4 separate regions of the Homo sapiens genome follow, and regions 1, 2 and 4 are each linked to region 3. The links are chromatin contacts, found by Hi-C or POLR2A ChIA-PET in ENCODE. All regions are on one chromosome and are shown on one strand. The core of a region is the stretch at or near the end of the contact, and the rest is flanking DNA. Distances in the headings are between cores, read along the strand shown.

Region 1 (6,814 bases), core at 678-3,177, 610 kb before region 3:
AATTTCTTATGACCCTCCCAAACCAAAGCTCAGATGGGGTCAGAAGAGCTTCATAGAAAGTTGGGCAAAACAGGCTAGCAATTGCAAAGTCAGGCTTTGACCAACATATTTCTTTGCACTGAGGCCTTGCTGCTGTGGATACGGAAATGGTTAAGTACTGTGCTTCCTCAGCAGCTGGGCTGTCAGGGCCATAGTAGCTCCCTTTGGAGAACAGGGAAAGCCTGGAGGCTTCCCAGGTGGCCCAGCGTGGTGTCCTGTCAGCTTCCTCTTTAGGAACCCACCAGAGGGCAGCAAGCTCCTTTCACTTCGCTAGTAAGAACCCCTCCGTTTTTGTGTGTTTTTGTTTTTGTTTTCTGGAGACAAGGTCTTGCTTTGTCACCCAGGCTGGAGTGCAGTGTCGTGATCAAGGTTCACTGAAGCCTTGACGCTGTGGGCACTGCCTCAGCCGCCCAAGTATCTGGGACCACAGGCGTGCACCACCATGCATAGCTAATTTATTTTTTGTAGAGACAGGGTCTCCCTGTGTTGACCAGGTTGGTCTCGAACTCCTGGGCTCAAGCAGTCCTCCTGCCTTGGCCTCCTAAAGTGCTGGGATCACAGGCGTGAGCCACTGCGCCCAGCCCACTGCTAGTTTGACTTTTTATAATTGAACCTCCTGGCTATGCCCTGAGATCAGCGCTATTTTGTAAACCGCTGAGGTATGGATAGGAACGAGTAGATCAGACCTCTTGAAAATGCTTATTCTTCCTCCCTTTTATTTTTTGTCTCTTTTAAGATGGTAAAATGGTTCTCAGGGATTCCTGCCAATACTTTGAATTATTTTTTCCTCTCCATGGTATCAGTGTTCATTTCCCCAGTTCTTGCACACCGCTTTCTGTTTTGGCAGTTCTGCCAGGCAAGCCCTGTGTTCCTTGGGACTGGTTTTGCTGTGGTTGGATACAGATACCAGCTTGCCTTGATGGGATTGGTATTGCTGTGTGCTTCCAGCCACAGGTTCTCACACTCAATTCCAAAGCCTTCCTATTGGGCGAATTCCCTCAAACTCTATTTGACCTGACAGCCATACGTATTCCCCTCTGGTAGCCACAGACATGCTGTGTTTACCAATGTTTGCTGTTTAAATTGCATGTTCTAATTCCACGTATTTTCCAGTCTCTTTTATAAAGTCTCAGACTATAATAAACACAGCTTGCCCAGTTTATCCTTTCTTTTTTATTTTAAGATGTATGCATATTAATCAATTTACCATCACTGGGGCATGGCAGTGTGGGCGGGGAGAATTATTCACATTCTCCTAAAATGACAGCAGCAGAGAGCCTTCTGCCTCAGTGGCTCTGGCTGGTTTCCTGCAGGGGTCCCAGTGGAAACCCGTGTGGCCACCTGTTGCCGTCTTCCATGAGATGTTAGTGGAGAGCCACTTTGACGTGGAATGATCCTAATAGATATAGCCAGACCGGTTTTGCGGAAACGCTTTGTGCTGAGAACCGCAAGCTGGTGCACCCTGTGTCATATCTGCCCCCAGCCAGCTGGAATTGTCTGCAACACGCGGTGCCCGGTGAGGAGGCAGGCAGGACGGTTGTGTGCTGCATCCATGAGACCTGGAAATTCAGTTTGCTTTTGGAAAAGAGCATTGTATCCGAGTTCATACTTCTCCACCCCATCTTGCCAAGGTTGCGGAAAGTAAAAATTGGCAGTATTGGCCGCTGCAGCTTCTTAGGGGACGGGACCATGTGAAAAGGTGGGATCGTGCGAGCGGAGGAAGGACAGAAAAGCGAGGAAAGTCTATGCCGCCAGCGACCGGCAGGAGGCACGTCGGGCACGCTCGTCACCGTTTCCTGGCACGTGACCACCGCCCTGCCCTGTCGCTTTAGGGCCTGTCGCTTCCGGCGGTGGCGGTTGCCATGGGGACGGAGCTTGGGTGGCAACCAGAACTAGGGAGCTGGTGGAGAAGGTGGCGGCCGCTGGAAGGAGGCCCGGGAGGTGGCTGAGGGGTCCAGGCGGCGGGACGACTCTGGCCTTTTGAAGACCGGGGTGGGTGCTCTCTGTAAGTCCGGGGCGGAGGCCACGCGGCCCTGGCGAGGGGGCCCCCGACCTGGCGGGGTCTGGTGCCCCTTGGGGGGCGCTCACCCGACCTGGCCCTTGTGGGGCCTGGGGCGGCCCCAGGGAGACCTGAGTTGGAGGCAGAGGCCGCACCTGGGCTTTAATCCCCTCGCAGAGCCACGCACCTGGCACCCCTGCCCCAAACCCCTGCGGCTCGAACCCGGCTGTCCAGACGCGCCGGCGAAGTTGGGCTCAGTCAAAAGAGGCTCGGTGGTGAGAGCCCTAGACTTGATTCAGAGCAGTGATTTTTCAGCTGGAGAAACTAAGTGCCAGAGAAATCTCGTTCTTACTAGCGGTGTCATCTTGAATAAGTCACTTCACCTCTCAGAGCCTCAAACTCATTTATCCATTCATTATTTATTTATTATTATTATTATTATTTTTTTTTTACCAGAGATGAATTTGAGGAGCTGATACATTTAGTGCTGAGAAAGAAATTAAGAAATAGAAATACCTTTTCTACTCTGTACTCTCTGGGACTTTATTTTCAAAGTGTTGAGTTCTCTTATTCTAATGTCACTGAAAATGTAGGGATTTTTTTTGTTCGGGGTCCAACTCTTTAGGGATAAAGTATCCATCCTTATTGTTTTCCTAGTTCAAACTCTTGTTTGTTGTAAGGAATAAATGGAGAATATGCCAGAAGGCTTTCAAACTGTTCATTTCTTTGCACATTAGGGTTGCTTTTCTCTCAAATAATAACAACTGCTACCATTTTTTCAAGCTGTATGTGCCAGAATTGTGATGAGCATTTTATATATGTTATCACTTCTCTACAACAACCCTAGAATTTAGGATTATTCTTTTCATTTTGCCCATGAGAAAATGCAGACTCTGAGGGGTAAAGTGACTTGCCCAAGGTCACAGAGCAAGTACGTGGTGGAAATGGGATTCAATGCTAGGACAAGCTGACAGCAAGGCCCTTGCTTTTAACCACTAGGCTACCCTGCTTCTTCTCGTATTCCTGTTTCTAGAATTGTTGCTAATATGTGGGTTATGCATTTTGCTGCCTGTGGGAATATAAATATATTTTAAATGAGTAAAAAGGCTACAAGGTGTTTATTCCCAGAAAGTTGACAGGCCCTGGATCAGTATTTTTAAGATCTGGGCCACAAATACATATACTTTAAGATTTCCCAGCTGCGCGTGATGGCTCACGCCTGTAATCCCAGCACTTTGGGAAGCCAAGGCGGGCGGATCACTTGAGGTCAGGAGTTTAAGACCAGACTGGCCAAAATGGTGAAACCCTGCCTCCATTGAAAAAATACAAAAATTAGCTGGGTGTGGTGGCAGACGCCTGTAATCCCAGCTGCTCGGGAGGCTGAGGCAGGAGAATAGCTTGAACCCTGGAGGCAGTAATTGCAGTGAGCCAAGATCGTGCCACTGCACTCCAGCCTGGGCAACAAGAACAAAACTCTGTCTCAAGAGAAAAAAAAAAAAAAGGTTTCCCACAAATGTGACTTTTTTTTTTTTTTTTTTTTTTTGAGAGAGGGTCTCGCTCTGTTGCCCAGGCTGGACTGCAGTGGCATGATCTTGGCTCGCTGCAACCTCCGCCTCCCAGATTCAAGCTATTCTCCTGCCTCGGCCTTCTGAGTAGCTCAGATTACAGGCACCACCACCACACCAGGCTTTTTGTATTTTTTTTTTTTTTTTGAGACGGAGTCTCGCTGTGTTGCCCAGGCTGGAGTGCAGTGGCACGATCTCGGCTCACTGCAAGCTCCGCCTCCCGGGTTCACACCATTCTCCTGCCTCAGCCTCCCGAGTAGCTGGGACTACAGGCGCCCACCGCCAAGCCCGGCTAATTTTTTGTATTTTTAGTAGAGACGGGGTTTCACCGTGTTAGCCAGGATGGTCTCGATCTCCTGACCTCGTGATCCACCCGCGTCAGCCTCCCAAAGTGCTGGGATTACAGGCGTGAGCCACCACGCCCGGCCAACTTTTTGTATTTTTAGTAGAGATGGGGTTTCACCATGTTGGCCAGGCTGGTCTCAAACTCCTGACCTCAACTGATCCTCCCGCCTCAGCCTCCCAAAGTGTTGGGATTACAGGCGTGAGCCACTGTGCCTGGCCAGAAATATGACATTCTTTTTTTGTTTTTATTTTTGAGACAGAACTTTGCTCTTGTTACCCAGGCTGGAGTGCAATGGTATGATCTTGGCTCACTGCAACCTCTGCCTCCCAGGTTCAAGCGATTCTCCTGCCTCAGCCTCCCAAGTAGCTGGGATTACAGGCGCCTGCCACCACACCCAGCTAATTTTTGTATTTTTAGTAGAAACGGGGTTTCATCATGTTGGCCAGGCTGGTCTCAAACTCCTGACCTCAGGTGATCCATCTGCATTGGCCTCCCATAGTGCTGGGATTACAGGCATGAGCCACCGTGCCTGGTCAGAAACATGACATTCTTTTTATTCCTATGGAAAGGGAACAGAGCCATTTATGCACATTTCATCAGTAGGTTAGTGCACTAGGAGATGGAAATGGGAAGCTGAGGGCCAGCTGGTTATTATGGTCAAAATCTCTCTAGAGGAAACTCTACAGAGAAGAATGTCAGATGCAGCAGAAGCTCCCCGAGAAGCAACAGGAGAAAATGGAGAAACAGAAATGAAAGAAGAGGAGGAACCTAATCCAAATTATAAAGAAGTAGAAGATCCACAACAGGAATCAAAAGATGACACAATAGCATGGAGAGAGTCTCAGGAGGAGGAGAGGAAAACGGGCGAGGAGGAAGGGGAGGAGGAGGGGAAGGAGGACAAAAAGATTGTCATGGAAGAAACTGAGGAAAAGGCTGGAGAAGTCCAAGAGAAGGAGGCTTCAGGAATACAGGAAGAAACCACAGTAGAGCCCCAAGAAGTCACAGCGTCCATGATCCGTTTGGAGACACAGATTACTGATTCCCAGTCAATCACATCAGGAATTTTCCCAGTAAGTAGTCATCTTAATTCATTCATCAATTCATTCAGAATCATTAGTTGAATGCTTAGTATAGGCCAGACTATGGGAACACAAAACCAAATAAGGTACAATCCATTCCTTTTTTTTTTTTTTTGAGACAGAGTCTCACTGTTGCCCAGGCTGGAGTGCAGGGGCACAATCTCAGCCTGCTGCAACCTCCGCCTCCTGGGTTCAAACTATTCTCCTGCCTCAGTCTCCTGAGTAGCTAAGATTACAGGCATCCACCACCACACCCAGCTAATGTTTTATATTTTCAGTAGAGATGGGGTTTCGGTCTTACCATGTTGGCCAGACTGGTCTCAAATGCATGATCTCAAATGATCTGCCCACCTTGGCCTCCCAAAGTGCTAGGATTACAGGCACACGCCACCACGCCCGGCCACAATCCATTCTTTTTTTTTTTTTTTTTTTGAGACAGAGTTTCACTCTTGTTGCCCAGGCTGGAGTGCAATGGCGTGATCTCGGCTCACTGCAACCTCTGCCTCCTGGGTTCAAGTGATTCTCCTGCCTCAGCCTCCCGAGTAGTGAGATTACAGGCGTCCGCCACCTCGCCTGGCTGATTTTTTTGTATTTTTAGTAGAGGCAGGCTGTCACTTATGTTGGCCAGGCTGGTCTCAAACTCTTGACCTCAGGTGATCCACCAGCTTTGGCCTCCCAAAGTGCTAGGAGCCCCTGCACCTGGCCACAATCCATTCTTTTAAGGAGCTCTAAGGTGTGTAGGGAGGCAGACCTATGAGTGCAGTGAGTGAAAGATGCACAGGAGATGAAACAGGGCCTCTTAACTCAGTTTGGAGGATGGCCAGGGAAAGCTTCCTGGAGGAGGTGTGTGCCACAGCTGAGGTGCTCGCCTTAGAATGGAGTCGGTATGATAATAGGAGTGTAGGCTTCCCACAGACTGCTCCCAGTAGGAGAACTTAGCTGTGGCCTAAGAATAGGTCACTGTCTGTAGCTAGTCAGCCTTTTGGAGACCACGAGTGCCACTTAGAAGAATGATTTTGCCATTGTGGGTCTGCTGGTAGGCCAAGAATAAACTTGAACACACCCACGTTTGTCCTGTTCTTTTCTTTTCTCTTTTCTTTTCTTTTTTCTTTTTTGAGACGGAGTCTCGCTCTGTCGCCCAGGCTGGAGTACAGTGGTGCAATCTTGGCTCACTGCAAGCTCCGCCTCCTGGGTTCATGCTATTCTCCTGCCTCAGCCTCCCGAGTAGCTGGGACTACAGGCGCCCGCCACCACGCCCAGCTAATTTTTTGTTTTTGTATTTTTAGTAGAGATGGGGTTTCACCATGTTAGCCAGGATGGTCTCGATCTCCTGACCTCGTGATCTGCCCGCCTCGGCCTCCCAAAGTGCTGGGATTACAGGCGTGAACCACCGTGCCTGGCTCTTTTCTTATCTTTTCCTTTTCCCCCTCCCCTCCCCTCTCCTCCCCTTCCTGTCCCTTCTTCTCTCCTCTCATCCCTCCTTCCTTTCTGGGGTCTCACTTTGTCACCTAGGCTGGAGTACAGTGACATGATCTTTCACAAGCAGCCTCAACCTCCCAGGCTCAAGCAATCCTCTCACCTCAGCCTCCTGAGTAGCTGGGGCTACAGGCATGTACCACCACGCCCAGCTAATTTTGTTCATTTTTGGTAGACATAAGGTGGCACTGTGTTGCCCAGGCTGGTCTTGAACTCCTGGGCTCAAGTGATCCTCCCCTCTTGGCCTCCCAAAGTGTTGGGATTACAGGGGTGAGCCATTATACCCCATCTTGTTTTGTTTTTTAAGTAC
Region 2 (7,212 bases), core at 2,842-5,341, 690 kb before region 3:
AACCCTATCTCTATTTTTTATTTTATTTATTTTATTGAGACAGAGTCTCACTCTGTCGCCCAGGCTGGAGTGCAGTGGCGCAATCTCGGTTACTGCAACCTCCGCCTCCTGGGTTCAGGATATTCTCCTGCCTCAGCCTCCTGAGTAGCTGGGATTACAGGCATGTGCCATCATGCCCGGCTAATGTTTGTATTTTTAGTAGAGACGGGGTTTCACCATGTTGGCCAGGCTGGTCTCAAATGCCTAACCTCAAGTAATCTTCCCGCCTCAGCCTTTCAAAGTGCTGGGATTACAGGTGTGAGCCACCTGTATCCGGCCAATTTTTAAATTTTTATAGAAATAGGGTCTCACTATGTTTCCCAAGCTGGTCTTGAACTCCTGGGCTCAAGCAATCCTCTGGCCTCGGCCTCCCAAAGTGCCAGGATTATAGGTACGAGCCACTGCGCCTGTCTTCATCTTCTCTCTTGAACTTGCTCTCCTGTCATATTTTCTACTTTGGTCAATGACACTTCTGTTCTCTGCCTCCACCCACCGCTGCCTGCCACTGACCACCTAAGCTCAAAGGCCAGGGATCCTGGATTTAAACCTTCTCTTTCCCTCCCTTACCTACCAAATCTGATGCTTCTTCCCTATTCCTCAAATCCATCCACCTCTTCCTCTGCTCCTCAGTCCCAAGAGATAACTCCTTTCTTCATTGCCTCTATTGTATTGTGGGGGCCAAAATGGGAGCCCCTCTCCAGCTTCTCAGGAGGCTGAGGCAGGAGAAAGGATCACTTGAGGCCAGGAGTTTGAGGCCAGCCTGGGAAACATGGAGAAACCCTGTCTCTACTAAAAATACAAAAATTAGCCAGGCGTGGTGGCATATGCCTATGGTCCCAGCTATTAGGGAGGCTGAGGTAGGAGGATCGCTGAAACTGGGGAGATCAAGGCTGCAGTGAACTGTGATCATGCCACTGCTCTCCAGCCTTGGTGACAGAGACCTCAGACAGAGAGAGGGAGGTCCCAGACAGACTTGGGTTCCCTTGTGGGCAAGAGCCCCTCCCCCCAAAATAAGACTATTCATATAGCATTGACTGTGCCAGCCTCTGTTTTAAACGTCTTTGATACTAGCAACAGGGCTAGGAGGAGGGTATTATTATAATTCCCACTTAACATAGGAAACTGAAGCACTGAGAGGTCAAGTAGCTTGCCATAGGTCACACAGCTACCACGTGGCTATCTGAGAGGTGAACTCAGGCAGCCTGGCTCTCTAGTATGTTCTCAGCTAGTGGGTGTCTGCTCTGCATGCTTTATTTATTTATTTATGTATTTATGAGATGGAGTTTCGCTCTTTTTGCCCAGGCTGGAGTGCAGTGGTGCGATCTCACTGCAACCTCTGCCTCCTGGGTTCGAGTGATTCTCCTGCCTCAGCCTCCCGAGTAGCTGGGATTACAGGTGCGCACCACCAGGCCCAGCTAATTTTGTATTTTTAATAGAGATGGGGTTTCACCATGTTGGCCAGGCTGGTCTTGAACTCCCGACCTCAGGTGATCCACCCACCTTGACCTCCCAATATTTATTTTTGAGATGGAGTCTCACTCTGCCACCCAGGCTAGAGTGCAGAGGCGTGATCTCGGCTCACTGCAAGCTCCACTTCCCAGGTTCAAAGGATTCTCCTGCCTCAGCCTCCCGAGTAGCTGGGATTACAGGCACCCTCCTCCATTCCCGGCTAATTTTTGTATTTTTAGTAGAGGCGAGGTTTCACCCTGTTGGGCAGGCTGGTCTCTAACTCCTGACCTCAAGTGATCCACCTGCCTCAGCCTCCCAAAGTGCTGGGATTACAGGCATGAGCTACCGCACCTGGCCATATGTGCCCAACTTTCTAAAATGTTGACTCAAATTTGTTTGAAACCATGCAGGCAAAACGAAGTAGGTCTATGAGCCACATTTGGTCTGTAAGCCACTAGTTTGCATCCTTCTGGGTTATACAATTTCCCTTCTTCACATTAAGTCACAGGAGAATAGAGGGGGAGTATTTTTTTTGCACGGAATCCTTTGGGTTCTCTCTGATCTCTTTATTTCTGAAGTTCGTGATCCCAGAAGCTCTGATTTCTTCTATAATCTGAAAAAAATCCCCAATTCCCACCATTATACCAACTCAGAGTATTTTTTTCTTCTATTGAGCTCTGCTGCCTCCTAGCTCTGAGTTGACTTATCCTCACGGAGGGTTCTCAAGCATTAGAAGCAGAAAGAGGCCAGAGACAGTGGCTCATTCCTATAATTCCAGCACTTTGGAAGGCTGAGGTGGGCGGATCACCTGAGACCAGGAATTCGAGACTGGCCAACATAGTGAGATCCCATCTCCATGAAAAATAAAAACAAAATTAGCTGGGCGTGGTGGCACATGCCTATAGTCCCAGCTACTTGGGAGGCTGAGGTAGGAGGATCACCTGAGCTCAGAAGGTGGAGGTTGCAGTAAGCCAAGAGCACACCACTGCACTCCAGCCTGAGCAATGGAGTGAGACTCTGTCTAAAAAAAAAAAAAAAAGAGAGAAAAAGAAAAAAAAAAGAGGCCAAATTTGCCCACCACCAACTCTTACCTGGTTTTGAAGAAAGAATCTCCTTCCTAGGGTTTTAGGACCCAGCTGCCTCATTCTTTTGCAAGGATCACTCACTCTTCTATGAGTATGAACAAGCCCCTTTCCAAAAGAAGTCCTCACTGCGGGCAAGGCTGGGGCAGTGCAGCTGCGTGGGTGGTCATGGGCACTGCCCTGCTGAGGGCAGGGACTGGGATACCAGGCCCCTCCTACCTGCTTTATCTCTGAGACCAGGAACCAAGGGACCATATCCTACAGTTGATGAGCAGGGATGCTGCCCCTAGAGTCCCTTGTCTAACACTCTCCCCTCTCCTGTGTTCAGAGGTTTGGGCTCTGGGTAGCAAAACTGAAGACAGCTCATCTTTAGAGATCATCGGCCGGGCGCGGTGGCTCACGCCTGTAATCCCAGCACTTTGGGAGGCCGAGACCATCCTGGCTAACAAGGTGAAACTCCGTCTCTGCTAAAAATACAAAAAATTAGCCGGGCGTGGTGGCGGGCGCCTGTAGTCCCAGCTACTCGGGAGGCTGAGGCAGGAGAATGGCGTGAACCCGGGAGGCGGAGCTTGCAGTGAGCCGAGATCGCACCACTGCACTCCAGCCTGGGGGACAGAGCGAAACTCCGTCTCAACAACAACAAAAAGAGATCATCAAGCCGGCAGACAAGATGCTGCCAAACTCTGACCCCACCTCAGGGCCTTTCTCCGTTCGCTCTTCCTGGAATCCTTTTCCCGAGCATGGTCCCATGGCTGGCTCCCAAATGTCACCTTCTCGGAGAGGTCTTCCGTTATCAAAATTAGCTCCCCTGCGATCTTCGCTTCCACATATTCTCATCAACTGCCTTTTTTTTTTTTGAGACAGGGTCTCACTCTTGCCCAGGCTGGAGTGCAGTGTCAGGATCAGGGCTCGCTGCAGCTTAGACCTCTGTCCATCAATCGATCCTCCCACCTCAGCCTCCTGAGTAGCTGGGACCACAGGTGTGCGCCACTACGCCAGGCTAATTTTTATTTGTTATTTGTGTAGACGCAGGGGGGTCGGGGTCTTGCTATGTTACCGGGCTGGGCTCGAACTCCTGGCCTCAAGCGATCCTCCCACCTCTGCCTCCCAAAGCGCTGAAATTACAGGTGTGAGCCACCACGCCCGGCTCATCGCTTGCTTTATTGTCTGAATCGCGTTTATCTCTCTACAAAAGCAGTGTCATCCGTCTTTCCCTCCAGAGCAAGTCCCCTTCCTTCCCTGGTTCCAGAATTCCCCTCTCCGCGTGGTCCCGCTGGCAAAGCGCTGGCACCCGCAGCTCCTCGGTCCCGCGGCGCTGGCGGCCGCCCTGGCCTCCCCCTGGCTGCCATAAGGCACTACTGCCTTATGCGCAACACAAACACAGACACAGTATTGGACCGGGGCACGCTTTAATCGGGAGGGCTGGAGCAGAGGGCGGCCCCGCCGAGGGGCGTGGTCAGTGTGGGCGGAGCCTTGGGGGCCGAGTCCGCTGGTGGGCGGGACCCAAGGGGAGCAGCCAGTAGGGAAGTTGGGCGAGTTCCAGAATCAGGGGGCGTGGCTGTGTGGCTGTGGCCTCCGTGGGGTGGGCGGGGCTTACATGCCGGGCACCACCCCATTGGTCTCCATGTTGGTGAGGTTACCCCGCAGGTTCTGCTCCTCCTCGAAAGCCTTGAACAGTGAGTTGAAGTTGCCGGCTCCAAAACCCTGTGGCGGGAAAGAGAGGAGATGAGCCAAGGACCCAGAAAACCGAGTGTGCTAGCTGCCTGTCCCCTCGGGCCTGCCGGGGACAAGCAGTACCTGGTGGTTGTGGCGCTGGATGACTTCCAGGAAGAGCGTGGGCCGGTCCTGCACCGGTTTGGTGAAGATCTGCAGGAGGTAGCCTTTCTCGTCGTAGTCCACCAGGATTTTCAGCTCCTAGGCGGGAGACAGGGGGCTCTGCTAGGGGAGGCTGGCACGGTGAGATCCTTGGAAAGTCCACAGGGGCTCCTGCACCCCAAAAGTCTGGAAATGACCTCTTTTTCTGGCAGTTCAGCCACCTCCAAATATATCCCCAAACTGTCCTATTACTATCCCCCTACTACAGTTCCTAAGGCACCATTCAAGACTGCTGCCCGCTTCTAATCTTGTATCCTTACAATCCATCCTCCCCGCAGACATTATCAGGACACTTTCTTTTTCTTTTTTGAGACGGAGCCTTGCGCTGTTACCCAGGCTGGAGTGCGGTGGCGCAATCTTGGCTCACTGAAACCTCCGCCTTCCGGGTTCAAGCGATTCTCCTGTCTCAGCCTCCCGAGTAGCTGGGACTACAGGCGCAGGCTACCATGCCCGGCTAATTTTTGTATTTTTAGTAAGACGGGGTTTCACGATATTGGTCAGGCTGGTCTCGAACTCCTGACCTCAGGTGATCCACCCACCTCGACCTCCCAAAGTGTTGGGATTACAGGCGTGAGCCACCATGACCTGCTGCGGGATCTTTTAAAAGTCGGATCATGTCATTCCCCTGTTTAAAATCCTCCAGTGGAAATCGGAACCCTCATGTACTGCTGGTGGGACTGTAAAATGGTGCAACCACTTTGGAAAACAGTCTGGCAGCTTCTCAAAAAGTTAAACATATAGTGTTGCTTCCTTAAAATACGGATTAAAAAAAAAAAAGGGGGTGGCCAGGCATGGTGGCTCACTTTGGGAGGCCGAGGCAGGTGGATCACCTGAGCTCAGTTCGAGACCAGCCTGGCCAACATGGGGAAACCCAGTCACTACAAAAAAAAATACAAAAATTAGGCTGGGCAAGGTGGCTCACGCCTGTAATCCCAGCACTCTGGGAGGCTGAGGTGAGTGAATCACCCGAGGTCAGGAGTTCGAGACCAGCCTGGCCAACATGGTGAAACCCCATCTCTACTAAAAATAAAAATAAAAATAAATTGGCTGGGCATGGTGGCACACGCCTGTTATCCCAGCTACTCAGGAGGCAGAGGCAGGAGAATCGCTTGAACCCGGGAAGTGGAGGTTGCAGTGAGCCAAGATCGGCCACTGCTCTCCAGCCTGGGCAACAGAGCAAGACTCTGTCTCAAAAAAAAAAAAAAAAAAATTAGCTGGGCGTGGTGGCGGGCGCCTATAATCCCAGCTACTGGGGAGGCTGAGGCAGGAGAATTGCTTGAACCCAGGAGGCTGGAGGTTGCAATGGGCCAAGATCGCACCACTGCACCCCAGCCTGGGAAACAAAGCAAGACTCCATCTCTAAACAAACAAAAGGGAACATGGAATTACCATGTGACCTAGCTACTCCTAGATATATTCCAAAGTGCATTGAAAACACGTCCACACAGAGCCTTGTACATAGATGTTCACAGTAGCATTACGTATAACACCCCAAAAGTGGAAACAACCCAAATATCTATCAACGAGGAATAGATAAACAATGTGTGTCTATCTATACAATGGGATATTTTTCAGCCACAAAAAGGAACGAAGCACTGACACACACCCCACGCAGATGAACCTTGAGCACATGCTATGGGAAAGAAGCTGCTCACAATAGGCCTATTTTGTGATTCCTTTTTTTTTTTTTCCGAGATGGAGTTTCACTCTGTCGCCCAGGCTGGAGTGCAATGGCGCGATCTCGGCTCACTGCAACCTCCCCTTCCCTGGGTTCAAGCAATTCTCCGGCCTCAGGCTCCCCAGTAGCTGGGATTACAGGCATCTGCTATCACACCCAGCTAATTTTTGTATTTTTAGTAGAGACAGGGTTTCACCATGTTGGCCAGGCTGGTCTTGAACTCCTGACCTCATGATCCGCCCACCTCAGCCTCCCAAAGTGCTGGGATTACAGGCATGAGCCACCGTGCCTGGACTTTGTGATTCCTTTTGATGAAATGTCCAGAATAGGCAAATCTATAGAGACTGAAGGTAGATTAATGGTGCCTAGGGCTGGGGTGGGAGGGGGGAAGGGAACAGAGGGGGTTGGGAGGTGCTGGCTAAGAGGCTCAAGGTTTCTTTTTGGGGTGACAAAAATGTTCTAAAATTGATTTTTTGCCCAGGCTGGAATGCAGTAGCCTGATCATGGCTCACTGCAGCTTTGACCTCCTGGCCTCAAGTGATCCTCTCACCTCAGCCTCCTGAGTAGCTGGGACTACAGGCACGAACCACCATGCCCAGCTAATTTTTTAAAACTGTTTTTTTTGTAGATACAGGGTCGCCCTGTGTTTCTCAGGCTGGTCTTAAACTCCTGGCCTCAAGCAATCCTCTCACTTCAACCTCCCAAAATGCTGGGATTATAGGTGTGAGCCACTGTGTCTGGCCTAACTGTTTTTGTTTTTCTTTTAGACAGGGTATCACCCAGGCTGGAGTGCAGTGGCCTGATGATGGCTCACTGTAGCCTCTACCTCCTGGGTTGAAGTGATTCTCCCACTTCAGCCTCCCCAGTAGCTGGGACCACAGACACAGATCACCACGCACAGCTAATTTTTTTTTTTCTTTTTGTAGAGATGGGGGTTTCGCCATATTGACCAGGCTGGTCTCAAACTCCTGACCTCAAGTGATCCACCTGCCTTGGCCTCCCAAAGTGCTGGGATTACAGGCATGAACCACCATACCTAGTCCTAAAATGGATCTTTTTTTTTTTTTTTTTTTTTTTTGAGACAGAGTC
Region 3 (7,198 bases), core at 3,459-5,958:
ATTTGTATAACTTTTAAAACATGGGGTGGGGTGGGGGAGGAATAAGGGCTCCAAGTAGTTCTAATAAGCATTCAAGCAGAGAAAATAGTCCTTTTTAGATGTGTGAATGCATTTAGCTGACTTTACCAATACTTTTAAATTAGCATACATGTCAAACATCAAAAATGAGTTGTTAAAGCTTAAAGATACTCAAGACGATAAAATCTTAAAACAATGCCCTAAGAATATTATAAAATAATAAACAGAAAATTAACTTACCTAAGTGAGAACCTCATCTTAATGTCATTAACCCTCTTTAATGAAAACAGCCCCTTGGCACAGTGCTGCTGCAAAATATGGTCTGCCTCTCCTCACATGTGCTCTGGGCTATGAAAACATTAAGTTGTTTCTGCTTTAAAGCATTTTATAAGTAATTATTACAATATAAATTTTACAAGTTTCAACTAATGCAGAAGGTAGACAATGCTCGGCTATCTGACCAGAGAAGATAACATGAAAATAAAATAATTGATACACCTGGGGAATTGATTACTTAGGAAGGGTTGGCAAGCTATGGTCCTCATTCTGTTTCTGTATGGCCTTGAGCTAGGAATGGTTTTTTACGTTTTTTAAAACTATTTTAGGCATATTTAATAAATAACTTCAGTAAATAGCACTGTAAAGACTGAACTGTTAAAACTAAAGGCACTTAAAACGCCAGTGTTGTGGCTCATGCCTGTAATCCTAGCACTTTGGGAGGTTGAGGCAGGCGGATAACCTGAGGTCAGGAGTTTGAGACCAGCCTAGCCAACATGGTAAAACCCTGCTTCTACTAAAAACACAAAAATTAGCCAAGAGTGGTGGGGCGTGCCTGTAATCCCAGCAACTCAGGAGGTTGAGACAGGAGAATGGCTTGAACCCATGAGGCAGACGTTGAAGTGAGCTAAGATTGCGCCACTGCCCCTCCAGCCTGGGAAAGAATGTGACAGAGACTGCACATGGCCCACAAAGCCAAAAATATTTACCGTCTGGCCCTTTACAGAAACAGTTTATGGACTTTTCACGTATAACATCAAACGGAATCTGGATTGAATAAATAGGGAATCGATAGTCTTCAGCAGGAGGAATCACATTAGAGAACTTCCTCCTTTAGGAAAGTTAGTCCAGAAAATGAATACCAAATATCAAGTACAATAAATGGGGGTATTGTATTTTAACAAATTTTAAACAAGTATCAAGTACAATAAATGGGTGTATTGTACTTTAATAAATGAAGTTGTGAGAGGTCGAGTTACTTCAACAAGTATTTACTAAGGGTCAAAAATGTGCCAAAACCAATGCTAGACTTAGGGAATAAAATGATAAATTAAAAACAGAAAGGTTTTGCAGTTCAATTATGAGATGAAAGACATAAATTACGTGTTATTCCTCTAACAATGGCACAAAAAGAACAGTAAGAAATTAACTACCAGGGAGGCTCTCATGCCAGCATATTGTATATGTACTTATTTCTCCAGTCTGGGTGACTTCTGGAACCATAAAATTTTTATGCTGAAAGGTTTTCACCCCTTAGAATAGAGTTCAACTTTCTCGTTTCACAGATGAGATCCAGCAACATTAGCTGACTTGCTTAAAATGATACTGCATCTCCGTATCTTTACTGTTTACTACTAATAAATAATGCTGTATCATTAAGGATGATTCTGATTTTTCACAATGAATTCTGGACACTTTTTTTTTTCATCGTTATCCTTGAGGACTATTTCAGACTCATTTATTACTTGCTGAGTGTTTGTACAGCTTACACTTGGTAAACAGAAGTGATCTCGAAAATTTTAAGCACCGCTATTACTTCTCTCAGTTGCACGACACTTTTGCCAGAGACAGAATTCCTTAACTAGTGGCAAATCCCATTTACTTTTGCAGAGAACAAGACTAGAATCGAAAACAACCTTCTCATGGAAAATCTAGTGCTTAGCCTAGGCAGTTTTCAGGCAATGGTTTATCTAACTTTAACTTCATGCTTAACATCACAAAGCTGGACAACAGAGAAACCTCCCTGTGACATAGGCTAACTTAAACTTACATCATCAACCATTTTCATCTGTAAAATATACTACAGAGCAACAACAAAAACCATCTTAACACTAAACAAATAGGAATGATAGGTGGTCATTGAGGCCATGGAAAACTTTTATTTCCCTGAGGATATTTTATAGTAGCATAATACAGGTATCCAGGAAAAAAACCTACCAAAAACTGAGTATTAAAATTGCTCTGAAATTTTCTAAGCTTTAATTTAGTACTAATCTATGTGTACACATAAACGTTAACTGCAAAACAGCCTTCTATTCCAGCAGTGGCTCTACGAGGTAGCCACTTTGGTTTCTTATAATTTACATTTTGTTGCAAACTCTAATAACGGCTCGAAACATAGACAAATCTTTTTCCACTGCGAAGGAGGTAAGCACTGGATTGAATACTAGGTCACTTCTCTAGGGGACTGTCTTTTTATTGAACAAGGCACGGCATAAATAAATGTTTAAATTCACTTTTTAAAATACTAGAACCCGGCCGGGCGCGGTGGCTCACTCCTGTAATCCCAGCACTTTGGGAGGCCGAGGCGGGTGGATCATCTGAGGTCAGGAGTTCGAGACCAGCCTGGCCGACGTGGTGAAACCCCGTCTCTACCAAAAATATAAAAAAATTAGCCGGGTGTGGTGGTGGGCGCCTGTAATCCCAGCTACTCGGGAGTCTGAGGCAGGAGAATCGCTTGAACCCGGGAGGCGGAGGTTGCAGTGAGCCAAGATCGCGCCATCGCACTCCAGCCTGGGCGACAAGAGCAAAACTCCGTCTCGAAAAAATACAAAAAAACCTGCAACCCAAGAAAAATAGTATTACTCTTTAAGTATACTGAGGCCCAAAACACTAAACAAAGGAAGACAGTAAAAGAAACGGGTTTAAACTCAATCACCTAAATAATAGAGGGGTATGGGGGAAAAAGAAAATCATCTGCCTAATCCCAGGCATTCCAATCGTTAGGAAGAGCAAACTTTAAAACTATCACTATGTTTAAGAGTCATAATTATTATCGAAAATGATGTAATTTTTTAGTCAGTAAAAAGGAATGCAAAATCTTTACATTTTCCTTTTAACGGAATAAAAATGAGGTAAGCACAAAATAATGTGGATCCGTCAGAATTGGGTATCTTATACACACGCAGGCTTATTGTTCAGAATAGATAATTTACGAACTGTAGCTCCTCTGGGGTCAACGAAGAGTTTTTTTTTTTTTTTTTTTTTTTTTTTTTTTTTTTTTTGAGACGGAGTCTCGCTCTGTCACCCAGGCTGGAGTGCAGTGGCGGGATCTCGGTTCACTGCAAGCTCCGCCTCCCGGGTTCACGCCATTCTCCTGCCTCAGCCTCCCAAGTAGCTGGGACTACAGGCGTCCGCCACTACGCCCGGCTAATTTTTTTGTATTTTTAGTAGAGACAGGGTTTCACCGTTTTAGCCGGGATGGTCTCGATCTCCTGACCTCGTGATCCGCCCGCCTCGGCCTCCCAAAGTGCTGGGATTACAGGCGTGAGCCACCGCGCCCGGCCAACGAAGGGTTTAAATTTAAAGGAACAAGGTCAGTGACAAGACTTAACTGTAACGCTTCTCGGACTTCAAATTGATTACATCACGGGCCACTTCGGAAACCGCGCATCAGTCAGAATTGGTAGTTCCACAACCTTTTAAGTTGAATTTTCACTCCCTTTCAGCAATACCTTCCTAGCTCGTTAATACACAATAATAAGGTTTACACGGACGAACACTAATTGAAATTATGCAACTAGAAGCATCTCATTGAGCGTACAAAAAAAAAAATAGCTACAAGTCGCTCTCTTCTCCCACACTACCCTTTACAGACACTGCCTTTTTGACCCAATACTTTTCAGAGACCACTCCTGATCGTCTTTCTCTTCCCCAGCCCCTTTCTCCACCGCAAATTCTCAGGCCCTAAAAAAAACTTAGAATAAATCACTAGCCAGGGTGAATAAGCGAAAATGGAGGAAGTTCAGTGAGGCGAAAGGAACGTAGGGTTGGGGAAGAGAGGAGGAAAGTTCTGGAAAAAAAAAGGCACTCCCTGCGGCTCCCCACCCCCACCAACACCGCCTTACTTCCCCCTCCCTACAGCAGGCAGCCATGATGGCGGGCGCAGAAGAAGGCCGCGGCGCCATTTTGTCTACACACATACACACGAACAAGGTTCTGGGAGCCGTTCACCCACTGTTGGAACGTAGCAGAAAAATATCCCTGGCTTTAAACTCAGATTCGGTACCTACCGCCATAGTTCAGAGTCCCGGCCGCTAGAGCGGCGCCTCCACTTGTCGCTTTCAACAGTACCGGCCGCTCCGAAGCTTCGCCTCAGACTAAATCGCTCGCGCGAGAGACCCGGATGGCACAAAGGCGAGGAGGCCCGGCGCGTCGCACAGCTTGCTGGGAGAAAAAGGGGCGGTAACAAAAGTTTCTATAACAACGCAATTCGAGGCGGTGATTGGGTGTTCTTTCATAGGGGAGTGTAAAGACCGTGAAGAGGGCGGGGCCAAGAATACACCCCCGGAATGCGCAGTCGGGAGAACGGAATGGGCGGAACTCAGGGTGGGGCAACTTCCTATTTCGAGTCTAAAGTAATCTTGGTCTCTTCCGGCCGCCGTAAAGGGGTTGGGTTTAGTGTTCTCCCGCCAATTTAAGCCTGTGGCATGGAACCTAAAGACTAGAGGCGGTTGTGTGAGTCAGGAAGAGGGGCCAGATATCTGAGTGTTCCTCTTTAGTTTCTTCAATTGCAGGTGAGGACGGGGAGCTGCGCTGTGTAGGGAACTGGGGGTGGGTTCAGGACGAAGTAGCTGCAGCCTCTGCTCAGTTCCTGTTGTTTTCCCCTTGACGCTGGCAGGAGAGAGGTTGGAGTCGGTTTTTGCTGGCGGCGATGTCCAGCGGAGAGCGTTTAAGTATGGAGGCCTAACTGACAAGTGTTTCATCTTGCTCATTCTCTCGTATTCGCGAATCTGTTCTGCATTCCGCCGCCAGAGTGATCTCAAAATTATAAAATCAGACCACTCGTTTGCTGAGTTCCCCTTCTACCCCTTGTACTGAGAATAAAATTCAATCTTGAGGTCGAGGTTTTATTGGACTCCACTGCTCTCTCCCTCACTGTCTTCTGCTTTTGCTTTGACCCGGCAGCAGCATCAAACGCTTCCTACCCAGCCTCCGAGTCTTTGCACTCTGTTCCCTCTGCCTACGTCGCGTTCCGCCTAAGTTTTGCGTACTTCTTGTTATTCAGGTCTCAGCTCAGATGTCACCTCCTTCCCTTCCCAAACAAATCCTTCTTCAGCGACGCCTCACCTTATCCATTTAATCACTGTTTCCTTCAAATCATTTAGCACTTTTTGTAATTATTTGTGCAGTTGCTTTTTTGTGGAGGTAGCATAACAAGATACGTATTAACAATTTTATTTTTGTCCGTTTTTCCCGCAAAAACATAAACTTCATAATGGCAAAGACATTTTGTGTTCTGTTCAAGCTATATTCCCAGTTCCTAGAAAGGTGTCTGGCACATAGTAAATAGGTATTCAATAAACATTTGTTGAATAAGTAAATATGGCAGTTACGGGCGGTTTCTCTATTTCACAGATGTGGGAAATTGAGACCCATAAAGGTATTCATTCCAACCTGTCCCTCCTTCTTCATCTCCTCACTCCCACCCAAACACCAGCCACTGAAACTTCTCTATTCTCCAAACATGTTTTGTTTCTGTTCCCTTGCTTATGCTCTTAGGAAGAACTCTTTAAACATTTATAAAACTATGATCTTCAATTCTCAGCCCAATAACAAATTAGCTAACACCTAAAATTGAATGTTTGCCATCAACCAAGCATTGTTCTGTGAACATTTAAAACTCAAAACATTTGGAGGCTGAAGCAGAAGGATTGCTTGAGCCCAGGAGATCAAGGCCAGCCAGGGCAAAATAGTGAGACCCTCGTCTCTCAAAAAACCAGAAGTGAAAAATAGAAAACTCCTTCAGGTGGGTACAACTAAATTAGTCCCTTGGTATTGGTATCCATGGGAGATTGGTTCCAGGACCTCCCACAGATACCAAAACCCTAGGATGCTTAAGTCCCTGTCATTAAATGGCATAGTATTTGCATGTAGCCTAGGAACATCTGCCTGTATACTTTAAATCATCTCTTGATTTCTTATCTTGCGTAACAGTGTAAATGTGCTATGCCTGTAGGTGCAATCTAGGGATGTGGAACACATGGATATTGACGGCAAACTGTATATATATATTTTTTTTCCAAGACGGAGTTTCACTCTTGTTGCCCAAGCTGGAGTGCAAGTGGCACGATCTCGACTTACTGCAACCTCCGCCTCCCGGGTTCAAGCAATTCTACAGCCTCAGCCTCCTGAGTAGCTGGGATTACAGGCGCACACCACCACGCCCGGCTAATTTTTTGTGTTTTTAGTAGAGAGGGGGTTTCGTCATGTTGGCCAGGCTGGTCTCAAACTCCTGACCTCAGATAATCCACCTGCCTAAGCCTCCCAAAGTTCTGGGATTACAGGTGTGAGCCACCGCGCCGGCCTGGTCTGTATATTCCTATTTTATAAATTAGAGAATTGAGGAACAGAAAGATTAAGTGATCACCCAAGGACAGCTGCCTAGTCATTGTGAAAGAGCACCAAGTCAGAAATTGTTTCTACCTTGTGCTATACCTTTTATAGATATTGAAACATACTTCTAGTAGCACTTATGAAACCAATTGTAATTATTTGATTATCATTCCCTACCAGTCTTGATCCAAGGATTGTTTTTATCCTTAGTGTTCTTTTCCCACCCAGACTCCAGGTAATATGGTTTATGTAAACCTTTGCTTTTTGAGATGGGTAAACCTCATAAGGTTTCAAGCTTAGTCTTTGATCCAGAAACCTAATTCATTTTTTTCTCCTCCCCTTATCATTTTTATTTGTTGTATAATAATACTATGATAGCATCAATGGACTTTTTCTGAACTTCATCTGGAATCTTATCATCCTATGATATCCCTGACAATCTGGCATCTAAACCTACACTGTTTGCTGCTATTAAAGGTTTATTTCTAATGAAAGGTTTATTTCTAATGAAAACTTGGTATAATTAAAGGTTTATTTCTAATGAAAACTTGGTATAATTCCAAACTAG
Region 4 (7,307 bases), core at 4,090-6,589, 910 kb after region 3:
AGGTAGATTCAGAGGGACAGAAAGTAGAAAAGTAGTTACTGGGGGGCCGGGGGAGGGGAAGGAGACGTTGTTACTTAACAGGTCAGAGTTTCAGTTTTGCAAGATGAAGAGAGTTCTGGAGACGGATGGTGGTGATGGCTGCACAACAGCGTGAATGGACATGCAGCTGAACTGTACACTTAAAAATAGTTAAGATGGGCCGGGCACGGTGGCTCACGCCTGTTATCCCAGCACTTTGGGAGGCCGAGGCGGGCGGATCACCAGGTCAGGAGACAGAGACCATCCTGGCTAACGCGGTGAAACCCCGTCTCTACTAAAAAAATACAAAAAAGTTAGCCAGGCGTGGTGGCAGGCGCCTGTAGTCCCAGCTACTCAGGAGGCTGAGGCAGGAGAACGGTGTGAACCTGGGAGACGGAGCTTGCAGTGAGCTGAGGTCCCACCACTGCACTCCAGCCTGGGCGACAGAGCGAAACTCCATCTCAAAAAAAAAAAAAAAATTTAAGATGGTAAATTTTATGTTACTGTATTTTACTACAATTTATTTTATTTTATTTTATTTTTTTCTTTTGAGACAGAGTCTTGCTCTGTTGCCCAGGCTGGAGTGCGGTGGCATGATCTCAGCTCACTGCAACCTCTGTCTCCCAGGTTTAAGCAATTCTTCTGCCTCAGCCTCCCTAGTAGCTGGGATTACAGGCGCCTGCCACCAAGCCCAGCTAATTTTTTGTATTTTTAGTAGAAACAGGGTTTCACCATGTTGGCCAGGCTGGTCTTGAACTCTGACCTCAGGTGACCTGCGCCCACCTCGGCCTCCCAAAGTGCTGGGATTACAGGCATAAGCCACCACGCCCAGCTTTACTACAATTTAAAAAACCAAAAAGGGGTCAGGAATAGTGGCTCACGCCTGTAACCCCAGAACTCTGGGAGGCTAGAGCGGGTGGATCGTTTGAGCCCAGGAGTTTGAGACCAGCCTGGACAACATGGGAAACCTCATCTCTAGAAAAAACACAAAAATTAGGTGGCCATAGTAGCACATGCTTATAGTCTCAGCTACTAGGGAGGCTGAGGTGGGAGGATCACCTGAGCCCAGGGAGGCTGAAACTGCAGTGAGCAGTGTTCAAACCACTGCACGCCAGCCTGGGTGACAAAGTGAGACCCTGTCTCAAAACATACAAAGAAAAAAAACAAGGCATATTTTTGTAAACTGTCTAGTGGCACTAAACGTTCATTTTCTTAATTCATGCATTTTCCCTATCCCTGTTCTTAAGGCTGCGGTTTGAGAAGAAAATATGCCATCTCATCTGCCGCCTGATGAAACTTGTCCACTTTGCCCCATATGGGAAACTACCCAGCCCCTGTGCACACCACGCTGTTCTCGGCTCATAATGGGGACTTCCTCCATATCCTTGTGCCCGGAGAGGGAGGCAAAAATAACACAGAATGTGGCTGAGCAATCCCCCGCAAGTCAGTTAACTTTCCTTGACTCTCAAAAGCCAGGCTACAAGTCATCACACTTAACCATGTCACTTGACAGACACTAAAGTAGAATATTATCTAGAAATACAATTGTCACTATCACTTAGGAATAGGTGAAATAAATTACCAGGGGTCAGAGAAGGTATGAGGCAAATAATAATAATAATTAAGAAGAAGAAGAAGAAGAAGAAAGTTACCAGGGAAGCTACAGGGAAACTTCATACTTCCATGTGAATTTCAGTGACTCTGTTCCTGTTCTTTCCTGGCTTACTTCTTGGTTTGTATACTTTTTTTTTTTTTTTTTTGAGACGAAGTCGTCTCGCTCTGTTGCCAGGCTAGAATGCAGCAGCGTGATCTCAGCTCAATGCAACCTCTGCCTCCCGGGTTCAAGCAATTCTCTTGCCTTAGCCTCCCGAGTAGCTGGGACTACAGGCACGTGCCACCGTGCCCAGCTAATTTTTGTATTTTTAGTAGACACGGGGTATGTTGGCCAGGATGGTCTCAATCTCTTGACTTCCTGATCCACCTGCCTTGGCCTCCCAAAGTGTTGGGATTACAGGCGTGAGCCACTGCGCCCAGCCTTGGTTTGTATACTTGGTGTTTGTTTGTTTGTTTTTGAGACAGTCTTGCTCTGTTGCCCCAGCTGGAGTGCAGTGGCACGATCTTGGCTCACTGCAACCTCTGCCACCCGGGTTCAAGTGATTCTTGTGCCTCAGCCTCCGAGTAGCTGGATTACAAGCGTGTGCCAGCAGGTCCAGCTAATTTTGTATTTTTAGTAGAGACAGGGTTTCACCAGTTTGCCCAGGCTGGTCCCAAACTCCTGGCCTCAAGCGATCTGCCTGCCTCGACCTCCCAAAGTGTTGGGATTACAGGTGTGAGCCACCGCGCCTGGCCTGGTTTGTATACTTGTATTCTGGTTCTAGGACTGTGTGTCTGACCTCTCCCACTAGATGTGAGCTTCTTGAGGGCAGGGACCTTGTCTACGTTATCTCCATAGCCCCAGAGCCTAGCATCAGTCACTGCAGTCACTCATCAAATGTTAGTACAAGTAAGGTCAAATGTCTGTATTTTAGGATGGAGTATTTAGGACTAGCATCTCTGAATTAAGATCCTGACTTCACCTCTTAACTTGCCGTGAAGTCCTTAGGTAAATTACTTAACTGTTCTGTGCCTCAGTTTTGTAAAACAATAATAGTCTGAGGATTAAAAAAGACATCGTCCACTTACAGCAGCTTTTTTGTTTTTCTTTTTTAACTGTGGCTGGAGACCTGCTAGTAGGTCATAAAATTAATGAGTTTCGACAAGAATTTTAAAAACTAGGCTGGGCATGGTGGCTCAGGCCTGTAATCCCAGCACTTTGGGAGGCTGAGGTGGGCGTATCACTTAAGCCCAGGAGTTCGAGACCAGCCTGGGCAACATGGTGAGACCCCCATCTCTACAAAAATACAAAAATTAGCCAGGTGGTTGGTGTGTGCCTGTAGTCCTAGCTACTGGAGAGGCTGAAGTGGGAGGACTGCTTGAGCCCAGGAGTTTGAGGCCTCAGTGAGCTGTGATCACACCATGGTATTCCAGCCTGGATGACAGAGAAAGCTGTCCCCGCAAAAAAGACTTTTTTTTTTTTTTTGAGACAAAATCTCGCTCTGTCACCCAACCTGGAGTGCAGTGGCGCGATCTCGGCTCACTGCAACCTCTGCCTTCCGGTTTCAAGCAATTCTCCGGCCTCAGCCTCCCGAGTAGCTGGGATTACAGGCACCCGCCACCACGCCCGGCTAATTTTTTTCTGTAGTTTTAGTAGAGATAGAGTTTCACCATGTTGGCCAGGCTGGTCTCAAATTCCTGACCTTGTGATCTGCCCGCCTTGGCCTCCCAAAGTGCTGGGATTACAGGCGTGAGTCACAGCACCCAGCCAGATGATTTTTAACATATGTGTAGATCCCTATATCCATACCCTGATTAAGATATGGGACACTTCTAGCTCTCTATCAATTTCCCTTCTTTTCCCCCCACCACCAGTTTGCCTTCTATAACTATAAATTATTTTGCCTGTTCATGAATTTTATTTAAATGTACAGTAGGGCTGGGTGCTGTGGCTCAGGCCTGTAATCCCAGCACTTTGGAAGGCTGAGGTGGGTGGGTCACTTGAGGCCAGGAGTTTGAGACCAGCCTGGCCAACATGGTGAAACCCCGTCTCTACCAAAAAAGAAAAAAAAAAAATAGCCACGCGTGGTGGCACACGCTTGCAATCCCAGCTGCTCAGGAGGCTGAGGCAGGAGAATCGCTTGAATCCAGGAGGTGGAGGTTGCAGTGAGTCGAGGTCACGCCACTGCACTACAGTCTGAGCAACAGAGCAAGATTCTGACTCAAAAAAAAAAAAAATCTACAGTAGTTTCTCTTTAGTGCCTGGCTTCTTTCTCTCAATGTTACATCTGTGAGATTCATTCACACTGCTGTGTGTATCAGCACCCCGTTCTTTTTCTCTGTTGCATAGTATTCCATATATCACAATTTCAAAACTCAATTGGGTTGCATTTAGAGTGTTTCCAGTTTGGCAGCTGAGACTAAAGCTGCTCTGAATCTTCTTGTCTATGTCTTTTTGTGGTCATATGCACTAATTTCTCTTTAGGTAAAATGTGTTTCTTGTCCAAGTGTGGTGGCTCACATCCACAAGCCCAGCACTTTGGGAGGCCAAGGTGGGAGGATTCCTTGAGCTTAGGAGTTTGAGACCAGCCTGGGTAACGGTGAGACCCCCATCTCTACAAAACATCAAAAAAGTTAGCCAGGCATGGTGGCACATGCCTGTACTCCCAGCTACTTGGAAGGGCAAGGCAGGAGAATTGCTTGAGCCTAGGAGGCCAAGGCTGTAGTGAGCCGTGTTTGCACCACTGCACTCTAGCCTGGGAGATAGAGCAGGACCCTGTGTCAAAAGAAAAAAAAAGTGTTTCTTGCTCTAGGTCAAAGGTTCTCAAACTGTGGACCCTGGGCCAATAGCATCAGCATTAACTGCGAACTCGTTAGAAATACAGATTCTGGCCAGGCAGGGTGGCTCACACCTGTAAACCCAGCACTCTAGGAGGCTGAGGCTGGGGGATCACTTGGAGCCAGGAGTTTGAGACCAGCCTGGGCAACACAGCGAGATCCCATCTCTTAAAAAAAGAAAAAAGAGAAAAGAGAAGAGAAAAGAAAAGGAAGGCGTCTCCCTGCCAGTAGGTGCCCTCCTACGCCCCGCAGGCGCCGTGGGCCCGGAACCCTCGCTCCCACACTCACCTCCCCGCTGGCCGGAGGGCTCTGTCTCCGCAGCCCCTCCACCTCCTTCCTGAGGTGGTCCCTCTCCATCTTCAGCTCCTCCAGCGCCAGGCTGCCCTCATTCACCAGCGCCTCCAGCATCTCCAGGACGCGGACGACTTTGAACTGCAGCTGCGTCACCCGGGGGTCGCTGCCCAGGGCCATAAGCTCGCGGCCCAACAGGTAGGAGATGTCATACACGTCCTCGGCGGTCAGCTGGAAGGGGCTCTTGCCCAGCGCCCCCTCGGGCCCAACCTCGTCCCTCTCCTCGTCCTCCTCTCCCTCCTCCTCTTCCTCTTCTCGCACAGGGGGCTCCTCCATGGCCACCCAGACCCCCGCCGACCTCGGAGCTGCTGTCTTGGAGTCTCCCAAAGGTTAGACTTCCTCCCGGCACCCAAAACTTTCCGCTGGGCAGAGTCCCTACCTGCCCAATCAGCGCGGCCCGGGGGTGGGCCCGGGGGGATGGTGCAAGGGGCCGCGCACGCGACTCTTGGGCCTGCGCCCCGGCGCACCGTCCCCGCTGCCAGCCACGCTGGAGAGTGCGCTCCAGGATGTGGTTTGGGGCGCGAAGGGACAACGGAAAAGGAGGCAGCCGAGAAGAGGAACGGGGAAGTTCAGGGGTGACGGCAATCGCCCCAGCCTGGGAACAGTTGCAGCCCCGGGGAGGAGCCGCCCTGAGCCCCGCCCCTGGCGACCGCTGCCAGGAGGTGCGTTTCCGTGGAGACGGAGTTTCCACCGTGCAATCCAGAGCGGGGTAAAAAGAACGCAACTTTTTCCTTTCCACCCTCGTGCTTTCCAGCCGTAGAATTTGCATCGTAGGTGATGGAAGATCCGGGTGTCTCTTTGAGGGTGTTTTCTGGAGCCTGCGGCCAAACAGAAAGCAGCTGCTGGGGGCAGCGCGACAGAGTCCCCGAGGCTTGAGGATCTGGAAAACTCCCAGGCAAATTGTCACTAGGGCCTGGGGCGTCCGACTTCGCTGTGACTCTCAATAAAATGGAGAATGTCTGCCCTGCTCACTTCGCTGGGTCCTCGGCTCCTCCACGTAACCAGCGCTGTCACCTTGGCAAGTTACTTAACGTCTCCGAGCCTCAGTCTCCTCCTCTGTAAAATGGGGACAATAGCGGGACCCAGGTGGCAGGGTTGCTGCGAGGAACATGAGCTTATGAGATCATGTGTGCGACACCTCAAGCACTTAGGAAGCACTCACATACGTGACTGCAATCCTTCATTCTTTCTTTCTTTCTTTCTTTCTTTTTTTTTTTGAGACGGAGTCTCCCTGTGTCGCCCAGGCTGGAGTGCAGTGGCGCGATCTCGGCTTGCTGCAAGCTCCGCCTCCCAGGTTCACGCCATTCTCCTGCCTCAGCCTCCCGAGTAGCTGGGACTACAGGCACGCGCCACCACGCCCGGCTAATTTTTTTGTATTTTTAGTAGAGACGGGGTTTCACCATGTTCGCCAGGATGGTCTCGATCTCCTGACCTCGTGATCCACCTGCCTCGGCCTCCCAAAGTGCTGGGATTACAGGCGTGAGCCACCGCGCCCGGCCCCTTCATTCTTTCTTCCACAGCGCTAGGGAGGAATTGCTGGTGTTGGAGACACCTTGCTACTTGGGTGAGAGAAGGAGGAGTAATTAACAAGAGAGAAACCCCTGTCTGAAAATCACAAAGCATTCGACACATATGCGGAATCCATATTACTGAGAATATTAGCAGAGTGGCGTAGAAACTTGAGTCATTCGCTGTGGCTCATGCCTTAATCTCAACACTTCAGGAGGCTGACGCAGGAGGATTGCTTGAGCCCAGGAATTTGAGACTAGCTTGGGCATCATAGTGAGACCCTGTCTCTACAAAAAGTAAACAAAAGTAGCTGGACACAGTGGTTCATGCCTGTAGTGGCAGGTACTCGGGAGGCTGAGGTGGGAGGACCACTTGAGCCCGGGATGTTGAGGCTGCAGTGAGCCAAGATCTCACCACAGAGTGGTGCCTGTGACAGAGTGGGACCATGGTGACAGAGTAAGATCATGTCTCAAAAAAAAAGGCACAACAAATCTCAAGTTATTTTAGGTTTCACTGGAGGTTTGTGATAGTCTCAGGCAGAAAGCTCAGCAACGGGGCTTGTCTTTCCCAGGAATGTATTGGCAGCTTTCCTTGTGATAGGTGTATCCATTTTCTCCACACTGAGGTACTAGAATCTCAATGGAGAATGTACATAGATTAAACCAACCAACAAAAGCAAAGCAAATTAACAAAACACACTATTTTCAGAGGGTCGTTTCTTTTTATTTTATTTTATTTTATTTTATTTATTTGTTTATTTATTTATTTAGAGACAGAATCTTGCTCTGTTGCCCAGGCTGGAGCTCAGTGGCATGATCTCGGCTCACCGCAACCTCCGCCTCCCTGGTTAAAGCAATTCTTCTACCTCAGCCTCCCCAGTAGCTGGGACCACAGGCGCATGCCGCCCCGCCTGGCTAATTTTTTGTATTTTAGTAGAGATGGGGTTTCACTGTGCTGCCCAGGCTGGTCGCGAACTCCTGAGCTCGGGCAATCCTCCC

What was found. A loop is a pair of places that touch in the nucleus more often than their neighbours do. ChIA-PET counts read pairs that join two places held with the same protein, here RNA polymerase II (POLR2A). Pooled maps may share reads with other maps.
Region 1: a loop to region 3 is called in a map of naive thymus-derived CD4-positive, alpha-beta T cell, with 17 times the contacts of the local background. The contact joins the promoter of CFAP251 here to the promoter of KNTC1 in region 3. A Hi-C loop is called at or near these places in 1 of 168 maps with a recorded cell type or tissue (naive thymus-derived CD4-positive, alpha-beta T cell) and 6 of 50 pooled maps. POLR2A ChIA-PET finds 5 or more read pairs at or near these places in 1 of 52 experiments (activated CD4-positive, alpha-beta T cell).
Region 2: a loop to region 3 is called in a map of naive thymus-derived CD4-positive, alpha-beta T cell, with 19 times the contacts of the local background. The contact joins the enhancer-like site here to the promoter of KNTC1 in region 3. A Hi-C loop is called at or near these places in 1 of 168 maps with a recorded cell type or tissue (naive thymus-derived CD4-positive, alpha-beta T cell) and 7 of 50 pooled maps. POLR2A ChIA-PET finds 5 or more read pairs at or near these places in 1 of 52 experiments (MCF 10A).
Region 4: a pooled map shows a loop between it and region 3 (7-fold over the local background). The contact joins the promoter of RILPL2 here to the promoter of KNTC1 in region 3. A Hi-C loop is called at or near these places in 3 of 37 single-sample maps with no recorded cell type and 9 of 50 pooled maps. POLR2A ChIA-PET finds 5 or more read pairs at or near these places in 2 of 52 experiments (B cell and CD4-positive, alpha-beta T cell).

The regions. Positions count from the first base shown.
Region 1 is chr12:121,916,665-121,923,478 of GRCh38, forward strand. CFAP251 (cilia and flagella associated protein 251) reads left to right here and starts at 1,928. Exons shown (of 22, transcript NM_144668.6): 1 at 1,928-2,031; 2 at 4,622-5,019. The coding sequence starts at 4,642. It overlaps PSMD9 (proteasome 26S subunit, non-ATPase 9), which reads left to right. Exons shown (of 6, transcript NM_002813.7): 6 at 1-1,633. RefSeq lists a silencer at 2,057-2,206.
Region 2 is chr12:121,835,565-121,842,776 of GRCh38, forward strand. HPD (4-hydroxyphenylpyruvate dioxygenase) reads right to left here. Exons shown (of 14, transcript NM_002150.3): 13 at 4,368-4,484; 14 at 3,963-4,274. The coding sequence ends at 4,164. Among named protein-coding and RNA genes, the nearest start is that of TIALD, 17 kb to the right of the region's middle. RefSeq lists enhancers at 3,284-3,954, 4,626-5,295 and a silencer at 3,917-4,116. Within about 2 kb of position 4,092, at least 16 of the 41 ENCODE cell types and tissues checked have a DNase peak (open chromatin) inside an H3K27ac peak, as active enhancers do.
Region 3 is chr12:122,522,541-122,529,738 of GRCh38, forward strand. It overlaps KNTC1 (kinetochore associated 1), which reads left to right and starts at 4,709. Exons shown (of 64, transcript NM_014708.6): 1 at 4,709-4,811. It overlaps RSRC2 (arginine and serine rich coiled-coil 2), which reads right to left and starts at 4,396. Exons shown (of 10, transcript NM_023012.6): 1 at 4,308-4,396. The coding sequence starts at 4,313. RefSeq lists enhancers at 4,076-4,535, 6,643-6,742.
Region 4 is chr12:123,431,345-123,438,651 of GRCh38, forward strand. RILPL2 (Rab interacting lysosomal protein like 2) reads right to left here and starts at 5,340. Exons shown (of 4, transcript NM_145058.3): 1 at 4,738-5,340. The coding sequence starts at 5,076. RefSeq lists enhancers at 12-331, 4,316-5,245 and a silencer at 5,087-5,346.